Linked DNA regions of Homo sapiens: region 2 is linked to region 1. A link is an interaction called in ENCODE POLR2A ChIA-PET data of the cell type or tissue named here. Cell type or tissue: PC-9. All regions are shown on one strand. Region 1 has its middle 8.5 kb from the start of TNS4. Region 2 overlaps IGFBP4 (insulin like growth factor binding protein 4).

What was found. ChIA-PET counts read pairs that join two places held together with the same protein. Peaks named below come from ENCODE experiments on the same cell type or tissue, not always from the same donor. Only the 100,000 strongest peaks of a DNase experiment are listed, where the experiment ranks them.
Region 2: POLR2A ChIA-PET joins it to region 1 with 8 read pairs; 15 of 35 experiments call an interaction of 5 or more read pairs at or near these places.

Annotation. Positions count from the first base shown.
Region 1 is chr17:40,508,076-40,512,075 of GRCh38, forward strand. No RefSeq gene overlaps it. Among named protein-coding and RNA genes, the nearest start is that of TNS4, 8.5 kb to the left of the region's middle. In PC-9, no CTCF peak of the experiment used is centred here; a DNase peak (open chromatin) is centred at 2,416; H3K27ac peaks cover 388 bases.
Region 2 is chr17:40,449,102-40,453,101 of GRCh38, forward strand. IGFBP4 (insulin like growth factor binding protein 4) reads left to right here. Exons shown (of 4, transcript NM_001552.3): 2 at 3,884-4,000. Among named protein-coding and RNA genes, the nearest start is that of IGFBP4, 7.7 kb to the left of the region's middle. In PC-9, a CTCF peak has its summit at 1,255 (motif pointing left); no DNase peak of the experiment used is centred here.

The DNA of each region.
Region 1 (4,000 bases):
TATTTACATTACAAAAATATATGTACATTATAAAATATGTTATGCTCATTATACGTATATGTGTAAACTATATTATATACATTCTAAAATTTTAAATAAAGATGAAGAAAAAATACATTGAATCTTTTTCAATGATATATTTAAAAGTAATTTTATGGCATCTCATTTAATTAAAACCCTTTTGTTCTCACAATGAGAGCAACGTGATTGAATATGCTTGTTTATTTTTGAAACTCCTGGTTTGTGAAATCTGAAAACACTTTGTGGAACAGTGATTTGAATGTCTCATTCTAAATTCAGTTTATTTCAATATTCAGTTTTAATGGTTGTCACAGCTGAAAAGAAGGCCTCACGAAGATACCTAGATCCAGACGGATGGGGTGCATTGTGGGCTCAGCTCATTAAATCATGACATTAATTTTCAATTTTCAATTTCATCCACCAATTATGCAAAGGTTTTGTTCAAAATTGGCTTGCAAATTTCCATCTTCTCTCATGTCAATCAGTTGTTCTTGCAAAGAAATTGGAATATGTTGCATTATAATACTTTCAGCAAATGGCTTTTAAACCCACTCAAACTCTTCATTTAGAAGATTTTTAAGCAAATTAAACATTTCTTTTTTAGTTCGTTGTTTGAAGGGCAGATATGAAGGATCTTGGGAACACATGAGGTTTTCAGCCACAAAATCATGTAACAATAGGAACACTTTCAAACCTTATTTTCAAATGCTCTGTCATATTCTTTTCCTTCCCCCACAGTTGCTTCCTTGATAACTTGGCTGCACTTCACCTTTATCCTGATGAAAAGAGATTTCATTTTTGGAAATCTCTACTGTAGCACTCAATAGGCAATACTTGTTCTTCCTTTGTGATATGGCAAATGAGGCGATCTTCTACTATTTTCTTGCTGTTTCTTTGCAGAAATCTTTTTAGGCCGTTTATCCTTTTTTTTTTTTTGAAGGAGGGCTAATTTAGTTTGAATCAGGCAGTATAAACTGGGATATGCAGACATCAATATGTCACAATACATTGAAAGTGAGCAACAGAGTGAGAGTATAGCCCTCAAGTTCTCTGCCTGATGGAGTGACTAATTCAGGGGACATAATTGGCCAACAAACAGACTGAGTGAGGGTGCCTAGGTCAATCTGTATGTTAAATATTAGTTGACCTGAATTTATTTATTTATTTATTTTTCTCTCTTTTCTTTTCTTTTTTTTTTTTTTTATTTTGAGACGGAGTCTCGCTCTGTCGCCCAGGCTGGAGTGCAGTGGCGTGATCTCGGCTCACTGCAAGCTCCGCCTCCCGTGTTCACGCCATTCTCCTGCCTCAGCCTCCTGAGTAGCTGGGACTACAGGTGCCCGCCACCACGCCTGGCTAATTTTTTGTATTTTTAATAGAGACGGGGTTTCACCGTGTTAGCCAGGATGGTCTCGATCTCCTGACCTCGTGATCCACCCACCTTGGCCTCCCAAAGTGTTGGGATCACAGGCATGAGCCACTGCACCCTCCCTCTTTCTTACTTTTAGATACAAATACATGTATATGAATTCTAAAATTTTCTTTCCACATTCCGCAGTACTTTTGGAGTATGTATGTGCAACCTCATTGGACTGACAGGTGAGCTGAGGCTTAGTGTGGGGGTTGCCTATGGGCTCCATTGCCAATGGGGTGATAATGCCAGACTGAAACTCAGGTCCTTGCCTTCCACGATCCTCCCTGGACCCTGACAGTGTGGATGTGGAGGTGATGCAGGGTAGCCTGTGCAAGCCCCACCCCTGCATAGGGTCCTGTGGTCCTAAGAATACCTGTCTCCCTGGACTCAGGGCCAGAACCTCAACATCTGCTCTGCTCTGTGCTCTCTGGGGAGCAGCACCGGGTGAGCCCAAGAACAGGTGTGGTTCTGATTAGAATGACCCTTTCTTTTCCCACTCCCTTCCTTCCTCACGTCAGAGCCAGGCCTCTCAGACCAAGTCTAGATCACCGTGACCAGGGGTAAGTTATGTGGGCCTCTCAGAACCAAGGAAGTTGTTCTTGGCTTTGGGACATAATTTGCTGATTTGTACACCTCAGTTAGATCTGAAAAGCAAATCAGCCATCTGTGCCCAGAAACAGATAGGCGGGGGGCTGGGCACTGCCGTCCTTGGGCTTGCCCTCCTGGACCTCTCGCTGTCCTTGGAGGAGGGGAAGTGCAGGGCTGCTCTTGGAGGCATCGGTACCTGTGCAGCAATGACCCAAGCTGCTGGACCGTCTGTCCAGACGCTGGCCAGGAGAAGGGCATCCCCGGCCAGCTCGTGTGCGATCCTGCATGGCCCTAGGCCCAAGGTGAGCTCATGGGATGAGTCAAGCCTCCTGCTGAGCCTGGCAGCTGAGTAAGAGGACATGCTGTGCTCTCACACCTCCCTGGCCCCACCGCGGCATGCCCACCTTTGTCTTCCCTTCTGGGGTTTGGCTTGTTGTCACTGACAACATGGGGCAGCCCTTTTGCACACGGCATCCCTGGAGCCACGTGTTAACTGTGAGTTAATAAATGGGTGTTGTTTTAAGCCACTAAATCTGTGGTCATTTTTTATATAGAAGTAGAAGATGAATACATACCATAAGTCTAAATATTCAAAAGTCATAAGTCAAGCTTACAAACTGTTAATAAAATATGTTCTATCCATCTACCTTGATTTTTTTTTAAAATAATGACTGTGAAGGCCAGGGTCAAAATCATAATTCTCTGACAACTAGGAGTTCTGTGCCAGGAGGTAGCTGCCTGGGGAGGGCTGGCCCCTGGATCCCAGTCCCTCGCTGGTGGTCTGGTCCTTTTACCTTCTCATTCCTGGCTTCATCCTGCACCAGAAGTTGGGGGACAGAAGAGCCTGGAGAAGCCAAATTCTAACCGCTCTCCTTCAAACAGCTATCCCTTGGGCCCAGGGTGTGACTTGCTTTGGGGAAATTAACCTGGAGAAGAGTTTCAGGGCTGTATGGGCAGGAATACCATGGTCCTCCATGGGCAATGCATGGTCTAGAAGGGAGGCTGTGGTTCTGGTGACATCCACTCGGACCCACAGATTCTTCATTCTATGGGGGTGACCAGAGCAGAATTCCTCTATAGCCGGGGACCCAGGCCAAGGGCCTTTCATTTTGTCCTTTTATTGTAGTAAAATATGTATGACATCAAATTCACCATTGTGAATTTAATACATTCACAATGTTGTGCAACCACCACCTCTATTTCGGTCCAGAACATTTTTATAGCCCCAAAAGGAAACTCTATACCTATTAAGCAGTCACTCCCATCTCCCTCTCCTCCAGGCCCTGGCAACCACTAATCTGTATTCTGTCTTTATGGCTTTACCTATTCTGGATAGTTGATATAAATGGAGTCACACACTATGCAGCCTTTTGTGTCTGGCTTTTTTCACTTAGTATAATGACTTCAGGTTCCTCCATGCTGGAGCTCATTTCAGCAGCTCATTCCTTTCTAAGGCAGAATAACATTCCATTGCACGGATAAACCGTATGTCCAGGGGCCTTTCCTGCCAGGATCAAAGATGGTATTGGGCTGGGGCTTGGGAGAGGTCAGCTGGTGACTTTACCTCTTTTTCTTTTTCTCCTCCATGCCTCTTGGGGTTTGTCACTTTAGAATATGCTGCTGAGGCTTGGGGACCCAGGGAGACAGCCTGTCTCACCATGTCCCCTAGTCTTTGCAACCTGATCCTGAATCCTGCCTGGCGGTGGCGACAACATCAGACAGAGCTGGAGCTGGTGTGACCCCATCCCAGGAGGATGCTCCTATTTCGGGGATCCCAGCTGTCTCTGGTCAGGGTGCCTCAGCAGAGTCTAGGAAAAGCCAAAGCCCATCTCTGGTGACAGCTCTGAGGTCCGACAGTGGGGAGAGGTGGTGGGTGGGGGGAAGGAGTTGGGCTTGCTCAACTGCCGTGCCTGTAGGGCGGAGGGAGTCCATCCTGGCACGGGGCACAGCAATCGGACCCAAGCCCAAAGAGATGCTTAG
Region 2 (4,000 bases), 59 kb before region 1:
CTAACAAGGGAGAAGCCAGGCAGTTTGCTGGCTTAGCTTTTCGTAGGTAACCCTCTGATGTGACATGGGGCCATACCAACCCAAGAGCATAAGCCATGCCTCTGGACTCACCCTGTGCCCCATGCAGCCCTAGGCTTCAGTGAGCATACCTAATCCTCCTTAATGGTAAACATCCCAAATATCCATTAATAATCCTCTGAGGGTTAGTTATTTGTGAACTTTGACTCGTAAAAGCTCAGCACTGTGGCTCACGCCTGTAATCCTAGCACTTTGGGAAGTCTAGGCAGGAGGATCACTTGAGGCCAGGAGTTTGAGACCAGCCTGGGAAACACAGTGACACCCTGTCTCTTAAAAAAAAAAGAAAAGGCCGGGCGCAATGGCTCATGCCTGTAATCCCAGCACTTTGAGAGGCCGAGGCAGGTGGATCACGAGGTCAGGAGATCGAGACCATCCTGGCTAACACGGTGAAACTTCATCTCTACTAAAAATACAAAAAAATTAGCTGGGCATGGTAGCGGGCGCCTGTAGTCCCAGCTACTTGGGAGGCTGAGGCAGGAGAATGGCGTGAACCTGGGAGGTGGAGCTTGCATTGAGCCGAGATCGCGCCACTGCATTCCAGCCTGGGCGACAGAGCGAGACTCCGTCTCAAAAAAAAAAAAAAGGAGAGAGAGAGAGAAAAAGAAACTCAGCATGGAAAGCATAGTTGTGGTCATGCTTCTATTCCATATCTCTTGAGATTTTTGAGGCTGCTACCACCCTAATTCTCCACACTTCCAGGGTGGGAGCTCACTACCTCCTGAAAACTCTTCCTCACTCCTTGAACTCCTGAAAAACCTTCCTCACTCCTTGAACCAAAGAATATTCTACCCATTTACTGAGAGGAATGAATCATTGTACAAAATAGTGCTTGCTTTTTTAAAATTTTGAGACAGGGTCTCACTTGTTGCACAGGCTAGAGTGCAGTGGTGTGATCACTGCTCACTGCAGCCTCGACCTCCTGGGTTCAGGTGATCCTCCCACCTCAGCCTCCCAAGTAGGTGGGACTACACCTGTGCATCACCACACCAGGCTAATTTTTTGTAGAGATAGGGTTTCACTATGTTTCCTAGGCTGGTCTTGAACTCCTGGGTTCAAGCGATCCACCTATTTCGGCCTTCCAAAGTGTTGGGATTACAGGCGTGAGCCACCCCAGCTGGCCCCTAGTACTTTCTTTTATGGTCATTAAAAGAAAGCAAACTCAGGAAAAACAAAGGCTTTCCAGGTTGGAAGGGTGCCCCCTGGTGTTAGTGTCCTGGGCTGTGGCAAACAAGTCCAGGTGATCTCCAGCCCTACTTAAGTAACAGGGTGGGGCCTTTGTCCACATCTCAGCTCAGCCTCTGTCCTTCTGACATTTGGTTCTAATTCTTTAATTCTTGAATTTTTTTTTTGTTTTTTTGTTTTTGTTTTTGTTTTAAGAGACAGGGTCTTGCTCTGTTACCCAGGCTGGAGTGCAGTGGCACAATCATAGCTCACTGTAGCCTTGATGTACTGGGGTCAAGCGATCCTCCTACCTCAGTCTTCTAAGTTAGGACCACAGGCAGGTCTGACTAATTTTTTTTTTTTTGGTAGAGACAGGGTCTTGCTATGTTGCCCAGGCTAGTCTTGAACTCCTGGCCTCAAGTGATCCTCCCACCTCGGCCTCTCAAAGCACTGGGATTACAGGCGTGAGCACCCAGCCTGGTTCTAATTCTTTGAGGTCTTCCATTTCCTTTTTCTCTCCACTCCCCAGTTCCAGCTTACACCCCTGAAACACGGTGACTCCATCCTCAAGCCTTATGGCTTTGTGCAAGGTGGGGGTGTGGAGGGAGGTGATCACTGGGGCAGCTTAGGTTTCTTTGGCTGGAGGAATTCCTTGGGAGGGTCTCAAAGGAAGGGCCTGGATCCCAGATCTTTCTCTGGTTCCTAACCGAGGGCTCAGGATCCATCTCCTTATGGTCCCCTTGGCACAGTCCTCGTCTTCTGAAGTTTATGTTTCTTCTTTTGCTGCCTACCTTGGCCAGGGGGTCTTGCTATAGTGTCTTCTCTTTGGTTGACTCTTAGGAACTTGATGTAGGACTGGAGTCCCCTCTGGACTGTCCTTCTTGGGATTTTAAATGTGCAGAAGGATGGATTATATCTGTCTACTCTATTTATTTCTTCCCTTTTATTCCTCTTTTCTAAGCCAGCTCTCCACCGTAACAAAATCTTCTTCCATCCTTGGTGAATTTTATTAATAACCTTTGGTGTGGAAGGTTATTGATAAAGACTTTCTGGTTAGATTCCTCCTTGCCTGGTTTGCCTTTATCCACATATTTCTCCCCACACCCCCCAAACCAGGAGAATGAAAAGAGAACCAACCCCCCCAGCTTTGGCTAGGCAGAAAAATACCATTTGACCCAGAGGCAGCTCTGGGATCGCTGCCACGCATGGAGGAACCTGCTAACTCCTCAGGAAAAAAAAAACCCTGACGCAAACCAGATGTAACCTCCTGTCCGGCTGCCAACATCTGGAATGCTGGCAGGGGCTTTGCACTCAGGCCGGCAGCGAGCTGCCAAGCCTGAGCATTTCAGAGGTGGCTCTGATCTGCAGAGAGGTCTTCCAACCTCTTTCTCCAGCTCAGCCCTGTATTCTGGTTTTGACTGCTTGGAGGGAGGAGCAGTGGTTACAGTTCTGGGACTCAAGCATGGGGTTTTTCTTTTTTAAAAAAATGTATTTTATTTTATTTTATTTTTTTAGAGACAGGGTCTTGCTCTGTCACCCAGGCTGGAGTGCAGTGGTGTGATCATAGCTCACTGTTAACCTCGAATTCCTGGGTTCAAGTGATGCTCCCGCCTCAGCCTCCTGAGTAGCTAGGACTACAGGCACATGCCACCATACCCGGTTAATTTTTAAATTTTTTGTGAAGATGGGGTCTTGCCATGTTGCCTAGGCTGGTCTCGAACTCCTGGCCTTAAGTAATCTTCCCTCCTCAGCCTCCCAAAGTGTTGGGATTACAGGCATGAGCCACAATGCCCCATTTGGATGGAGTTTTTCTTGAGCTCAGATAGAGCCTTCAGGAGATCCCACAGAGGGGTTGAAGGTCCAGCCTCATCACTCCCGTCTCCAGATCCCTGGTGCCCTGGTTCTGGGCAACCCCTATGGACTTTGGATGGAGTCTGAAGTCTAAGAATGGGAAACTTCGAGGTGGGGGACTGAAGGAATGTGTGAGGCTGTTCTTGTGGTCCTGGGGCCACACAGGTTGTGTTACACACACACTCACACACACACTCACTCTTCCTCATGCAGGCGGATACACTAACTCCCACTTCTCTCCCACTCAGCCAATGGGGAGAGCCTTTTGGGCTAGAGTTCTCATTGCTCATGGAAACTCTGATTCAGGCCATTTGGAAGAGGGCGAGCAGAGTCCACAGCCCTGGGGATCCCCTGGCTGGCTCAGCCAGACACCGAAAAAATCAGGAGAGGCAACAGGGAGAACGATCAGATGGAGAGGGGAATGGTGGGAGCTGAATGGAAAGGGGACAGGATCCAGCAGGGGGTCCCCCTGCCTGCCTCAGACCTCCCTGCAGGGCCCAGGGGACCCTCCTGCCATCTGGGCAGCTGCAGCTGGTGACTCATCTGAGCGCTGGCCTGAGTGGGGTGAGGGACAAGTCAAGGACTTCAAGAGGAATATTCTCCTGAGAGATCCAGGGGAGAGGGGAGGAGGTAGGGGGCTGCTCTTGTTTCTTCCCGCTCCCCAGGCCCCCTGCTCTTCTCCAGCGCCAAGCCGAAGAATCCCCAGGAAGGAGAACGTGGGTGGGAGGCTGGGTTGGTGTGACGCTCTGACCTCTTCCGGTGCTGACCTCTCCTTATCGCTACCTGAATACAGACAAGGACGAGGGTGACCACCCCAACAACAGCTTCAGCCCCTGTAGCGCCCATGACCGCAGGTGCCTGCAGAAGCACTTCGCCAAAATTCGAGACCGGAGCACCAGTGGGGGCAAGA